Regions from separate parts of the Homo sapiens genome. Here region 1 is linked to region 2. The links are chromatin contacts, found by Hi-C or POLR2A ChIA-PET in ENCODE. All regions are on one chromosome and are shown on one strand. The core of a region is the stretch at or near the end of the contact, and the rest is flanking DNA. Distances in the headings are between cores, read along the strand shown.

What was found. A loop is a pair of places that touch in the nucleus more often than their neighbours do. ChIA-PET counts read pairs that join two places held with the same protein, here RNA polymerase II (POLR2A). Pooled maps may share reads with other maps.
Region 1: a loop to region 2 is called in a map with no recorded cell type, with 9 times the contacts of the local background. The contact joins the promoter of LINC00960 here to the promoter of LINC02018 in region 2. A Hi-C loop is called at or near these places in 1 of 37 single-sample maps with no recorded cell type and 1 of 50 pooled maps. POLR2A ChIA-PET finds 5 or more read pairs at or near these places in 1 of 52 experiments (WTC11).

Annotation. Positions count from the first base shown.
Region 1 is chr3:75,670,990-75,674,168 of GRCh38, reverse strand. LINC00960 (long intergenic non-protein coding RNA 960) reads right to left here and starts at 1,888. Exons shown (of 5, transcript NR_040005.1): 1 at 1,400-1,888; 2 at 931-975; 3 at 163-322.
Region 2 is chr3:75,433,510-75,436,717 of GRCh38, reverse strand. It overlaps LINC02018 (long intergenic non-protein coding RNA 2018), which reads right to left and starts at 1,410. Exons shown (of 3, transcript NR_151705.1): 1 at 1,305-1,410. It also overlaps the pseudogene FAM86DP. RefSeq lists silencers at 697-1,126, 1,447-1,856 and enhancers at 1,197-1,376, 2,087-2,146.

The sequences.
Region 1 (3,179 bases), core at 639-3,138, 240 kb before region 2:
TATTGGGTATAAGGTACCCCATAAAGCAGATATGGCTTAGATCACAACCTAAGCCATATTTGACCCATATTTGACCCAAGTCTTTTCAAATATGTGAAAAGTCTTCCCAAGAAAGACAGCTACAAATAAGCCCAGACAGTGAAGACTACAATAAATACTCACCTTTTCTCTTTTTTAATTTTATTTTTTAAACCTCTCATATGGTGCTGCATGCCCAAGATTTTAATGTCCAGACACTGAAGAACATCTACTACCATCAACACCATCCAGGAAAAAAACATGACCTCACCAAGTGAACTAAATAAGGCACCAGGGACAAATCCTGGAGAAAAAGAGATATGTGACCTTTCAGACAGAGAATTCAACATAGCTGTAAAAAGAAAAAAAAAACCTGAAAGAAATTTAAGATAACAAAGTAAAGAAATTCCAAATTTTATCAGCTAAACTCAACAAAGAGATTGAAATAGTTACAACAAATTAAGCAGAAATTCTGGAGCTGAAAAATGCAATTGGCATGCTGAAGAATGCATTAGAGCCATTTAATAGCAGAATGGATCAAGCAGAAGAAATAGTGAGCTTGAAGACAGGCTATTTGAAAATACATAGAAGAGACAAAAGAAAAAGAATAAAAACAACAAATCATGCCTACAGGATCTAGAAAAATAGCCTCACAAAGACAGATCTAAGAGCTATTGGTTTTAAAGAAGATGTAGAGACAGAGGCAGGGGTAGAAAAATTTATTCAAAGGGATAATAACAGAAAACTTTCCAAACCTAGAGAAAGATATCCATATCCAACTACAAAAATGTTATAGGACATTAAGCAGATTTAACCCCAAAAAGACTATTTCAAAGCGTTCAGTAGATCCTCCAAAAGTCAAAGATAAGAAAAGTTCTAAAGGAAGAAAGAGAAAAGAAACAAGTAACATACCGGTGAGCTCCAACACGTCTGGCAGCCGACTTTACAGTGGAAGCCCTACCGGCCAGGAGAGAGAAGCAATAAATATTTAAAGTACTAAAGGAAAAAAACTTTTACCTTAGAATAGCATATACAGTGAAAGTGTTCTTCAAATAAAAAGAAATACTGACTTTTCCAGACAAACAAAAGCTGAAGTATTTTATGAATACCATGTCTGTCCTAAAGGAATGCTAAAGAGAGTACATTAATGAGCAATAAATGATCACCTAAAGGTAAAAAAATCCTCACTGCTAATAGGATACAAAACAAAACACAATATTATAACACTATAGCTGTGTGGTGTGCAAACTACTCTTATTCAAAGTAGGAATATTAAATAATATCCAATCAAAAGTAATAGCTACAACAACATTTCAAGACATAGCACAATAAAATATAAATAGAAACAACAAAAAGTTAAAAAGTGACGGGATGAGCATACCTGTCCTGAGCCGGCCGATGTGGTGGAAGCTCGGAGCTCGGGAGCCGGGGAAGCCCTGGAGCGTGGGCGGAAGGGAGGCCGCCCCGAGAGCCGGAAGCCTGGGCAAGGAATGGAGGCCTCGGGCGCCCCCCAGCAACAGCAGGGCGGCGCCACACTGGTCCTGCGCGAGGCTGGCCGCCGGCGACGGCGGGACGCTCTGGGAGGTCGGCGGAAAGCGCAGCGCCGCGACTGGCGGTGCTTAGGCTTAGAGGGGGAGAGCAGCCCGGCCACGGGCAAGCGGCTCCGGGGTGCCTGATCCCAGCCTCGCGGCCCCGGGTTGGTTATGACGCCTGGAATCAGGCGCGCGTATCTGGACCCGGCTCTTGGGCCAGCCAGGGGCCACTGCCATTGTCCACGTCCATACTACCCTGAACACGAGAGAAACCCAAGCGGCGGCCCGTGGGCACGCTCGGCGCCACTGCTCCCACCACAGGGACAGGCGCACTCGACAACTTTCAGGGCCCACAGCACCAAGAGGACAGGGAGGAGCCAACAAAGGAATGACGCTAGGAAACGCACGCCCAAAGCAACCAACCAATCCAAGTAAAAACACGTCTCAGGGCTCCGTTGGTTTTCCCGCGTGGGCGGCCCTGCCCTCCTGTTCTAGCCCGGCCCAGGCACCCTCCACCCTACCCTCGCCAAAGGGTCCCCTGTCTACCAGAGCAGAGCCTCCCTCTCCAAGGCTCTGTTGCTCCCCCTCTCTAGCTCCCTCACCCTCTCCCTTTCTCTACTTCCCTCTCCACCTTGCTCTCTCTCTCTCTCTCTCTCCCTCTCTCTCGCAGTTTCCCCGTCCCTCTCTGTCTCTCTCTCTCTCTCTGTCTCTCTCTCTCTCTCTCTCTCTCTCTCTCTCTCGCAGTTTCCCCGTCCCTCTCTGTCTCTCTCTCTATCGCTGTTTCTCTCTCTCCTTCCGTTTCTATCTCTCCATCCCTCTGTCCCTTGCTCTTCTTCAAGCTGTCTGTGTCTTTGTGTGTCTGCGTGTATGCTTGTGTTCCCGCGCGTGCGCCCGTATGTGTCTGTTTGGGAGTGGGTTTGCTAGTGATTGTGGTGGGGTGTGTCTGGATGTCCGTCAGTACCTTTGTCCTGGGATCAGGCTGCCAACTCTATTGCCAGCGCGTGGGTGTCATAGTTGCCGTGATAGTCTCACACACGCAGGTGTGTGGATCTCGTTCATTTTCATGTAGACAATGAGAGCGAAAGCACAGAGAAAAAGAAACGTCCCGTGCATCACGGCCTGAGGATGGATTCCTGTTTTCTGCAAAATGGGGAGTCTTCGATATAGCCTGTTTGAAAACTGGAAAGGAGAGCACCGACACGATGCTGGTCTTCCACGCATTCCTGGAAGTTTCTGGGTCCCCACAGAGCTCGGGAAACAGTCAACATGGTCACGCTTTCCGGGGGCGGCAGAGACTTGAGTAACAGGCACCTTTGCAGAGAGCAAAGAAACGTGGAATCCAGAATCACGCTTCACTTGGCCTGAGCGTGACTTCTGTGTGGATGGGACTATCCGCCTCGCGCTCTGTTGCAGGGCTAAACGTGGGGATATGTCATCTGTGAACCATGTGGATGAAAAACAGACAACCACCCGAGTCTCCGCTCATTGCTCTCTGGGGAATTCGCTCATTCCTTCGGAAACGGAATTCGTCTGAATCGCTCTGGGATGAAGTAACCCAGGCTGGCGATCCGGAGGGCCGCTGAGCTCCCCACCGGCCAACGGGGCTGTGGGCCCAGCACTTAGCCCGCA
Region 2 (3,208 bases), core at 161-2,660:
TGAACACAGTTCAGATTTCGGGGGCAGTACTGAAATCTGAACTGTGTTGCTAACTGCCCTGCCTTTCAACTCAAGACACAATAACTTTGAACTAAAATAATTATATTTTTGTTGTTTTCCACTCTGTCCCCACGTCTATATCACCACCACCCCCCCATCCCACCCCGCAGGAGCTAACTCCTCTTTCCTGTCCCTGCAAGATCAAAACTCCTCCTGCAAGCCCCGCTAGCTCTGTCTGCTCATCTTTGTGGCAGATATCGCTATTGTACTTTTATACTCATTTGTGTGATAAGTACTTCAATGTCCACTTCTTCCACGAGCCCCTGAGCCTCTGGAGGGCCCAGACCACACCTAGTCTTTCTCACCGTTACATCTCCCTTGTCAGGCACATGGTAGGTGCTTAATAAGTATTTGGTGAACGAATGGCTTGTTTGGAGACAGTCCAAAGGCTGGAGGACAGAGGGAAAGCTCCCTCCTTTCGGGCCCCAGACGGGTGGCGCTGATGGAGAGGTTAGGATAAGGCCTCCAGGACCGAAGCGTGCACCTGTAAGGCCCCTGCTAAAAAGACCTTCCTGAAGGCGGAGGTACTGCGAGAGTGTCTACGTTAGCCCAAGGCCTGACCCGACGATCCCAGGGACCCTCGCCCTAACTGGCCCCGCCTCCCGGGCCCCAAACCCAGACTCGGCCCCGCCCGAAGCTCCGGATCCTGGGGCCCGCCCCTGGCCCCGCGTCGGCCGACCGTGGGCTCGCTCCTGGGCGTGCCTCAAACCCTCCGCAGGTAACGCCTCCCAACTTGAGCCACATTCCGATCCCCTCCTCAAACCCCTCCCCGTTTCCCACACCCTGGATCCCTCGCTCCGTCTCGGCCCCGCCCCAAGCCCAGCTAGGTCTCGGCCCCTGAGCCCAGCCCCGACCGGCCTCCCAGTCCCTGGGTCCCTCCCGACACCGGCCCCTCCCTAAGCTCCGCCTCCCAGGGCCCGCCTCCTGAGCGCAGCTGGCAGCCCGGACTCGGCCCCGCCTCCTGGACCCTGGGCCCCTCCCCACGTCGGCCCGTCCAAAGCTCTGCCTCCCAGAGTCCGCGCACCGCCTGGCCATGTGCTACGACATAGTCAACCCCCCGCCCCGGCCCCGCCTCCTGAGCCCTTCTCTGGGTCTGGCCTTAGCCCCACCCTAAGACCTGTCTCCTGGGCTCTGCTCTGAGTCCCGCCTCCTGAACCCAATGGCGTTTATCCCCGCTCTAATGCTCGCCTCCAGGACTCTTATCCTGCCCACACGCAAGGCACCGCCTCCAGGACGCCACCAACCTGGACGCTTCTGAAGCCCAGCTTCCAGGATCGCCCTATCCTGACTCCGCCCCAGGACCCGCCAACCTGGACTCTACCCAGGACCTGCCCCAACGACGCTTATCCTGGCCCTACCCCAGGCCTCGCCCTCCTAACGCTCATCCTGGCCCCGCCCTACAGCCCGCCCCCAGGACGCTCCTCCTGACCCTACCCCCAGGCCCCGCCCCCTCTCTGCCGCCGCGCACTGCCCTGGGCCCACCCCCTCTTCAGTCCAGGCCCGGCTTCCGCCCGGTCTCCCGGCAACGCTGCGGCCCCGCCCACGTCATGGCGCCCGAGGAGAATGCGGGGACCGAACTCTTGCTGCAGAGTTTCGAGCGCCGCTTCCTGGCGGCGCGCACGCTGCGCTCCTTCCCCTGGCAGGGGGGCGGCGGGCGAGCGGAGAGGCCCGCGGGGCTCGCGGGAGTCCAGGGGCAGACGGGATGGGTCTCCGTGCTGAAACCCCCGGCGCTCCTGCCACGTGAGTTCCTGGGCTCTCCCCGGTCAGGGCCGCGAGACCCGGTCCCCGTCCCTGGGGCCTGGCCAGAGTCGCTCGCACCCCTCCTGCCCCGCGAGCTGGCGGCGGAAGATGAGGGCGTCTCCACCGCCTTGGGGGGGCAGACGCGTGCTCGGTGTGGGGTACAGTTCACGATCATTTTCACGACTTTTTAAAGGTAGTAATCGTTCTGGTCACTGGGACACAGCTGCCCTCGCCCATTCTAAAAAGTCAGCGCCCTCAGGCCCGCGGGTAACCACTTCATCCTGAGCACGGTGACCAGGTCACAGGCTGTCCCTCGTGCCTCAGTGTTCTCATCTGTATGTCGAGCACTGCACAGAATCGGATCATGCGCTGAGGCTTTCACGCCTGTGATGGAAGAGACAGAGAAGGGGGTGGCCTCTCCTCTCCCTGGGGACCTGCCATTCTCAGCACAGGCGCCTGGCAGGCAGCAGCCTCCCTTCTGCCAGCAGAGGGGCTTAATGCACCCCTCTCCATTTGTAATTCATGTGCAGTGAGCTCACTGGGATGAGTCAGTTCGGATATATATTCCTCCCTGGGTCTGCCCCATTTTATGGGGTGTTGCTTAATCATTTGCGTTATTCCATTGACATAAAATATTTAGCACTCAGAGATCAATTTTAGTCAGGAGAAATTTGTGCATTTTTAACCCAAAATAGAAACCTTCATAAAAGCATCATAGGTCTCCATTCAATATTGACTATAGTTGTTCACATGCCCACACTGAATGCTAACTTCGGCTCACCCTCAACACTGACGAGGTGGGTACTATTATTATCACTCACTTTTGACCAGAGAGATTGTTTGATTAGGGTGAAGTAGTTGAGAGTTCAGACCCAGGAGACAGCCTGCCTGCTTCGAATCCTGGCCCAACCCCTGGCCCTGTGTGACCTTGGGCAAGTGACTGCATCTCTCTGTGCTATTGTTTTCTTATTAATAAAATGGGGGATATAATGATACCTACCTCTTAGGGTTGTTGTCAGCGTTGAGTACAAAAGCCTGTGGATCAGTGCCTGGCTCATGGTAAATGCATGTCGGTGTTAGCTGGTGTTTTTATTCAGTCACAAAATGTTTAATAAATGCCTTCCATGAGCCAGGCACCATGGATCAGCAGTACCCATGATAGATGAGGCTCTGCTTGCATGGGAGAGCCAGAGAATAAACAAATAAATGAATAAACAAGAAAAGACCAGATGAGAGTGGCTTTAAAGCCAATAAAACAGGGAAATGGTGAATGGAGCAACTGGGGAGAAGAGTCACCAAGGTCGGGGAATCAGGGAAGCCTTCCCCAAAGAGGTGGTATTTGAACTGGGGCCTGAGTGGTGAGGCAGCCAGCCATGGGAAGGGCTTGGGGAACAGGATATGCAAAGGC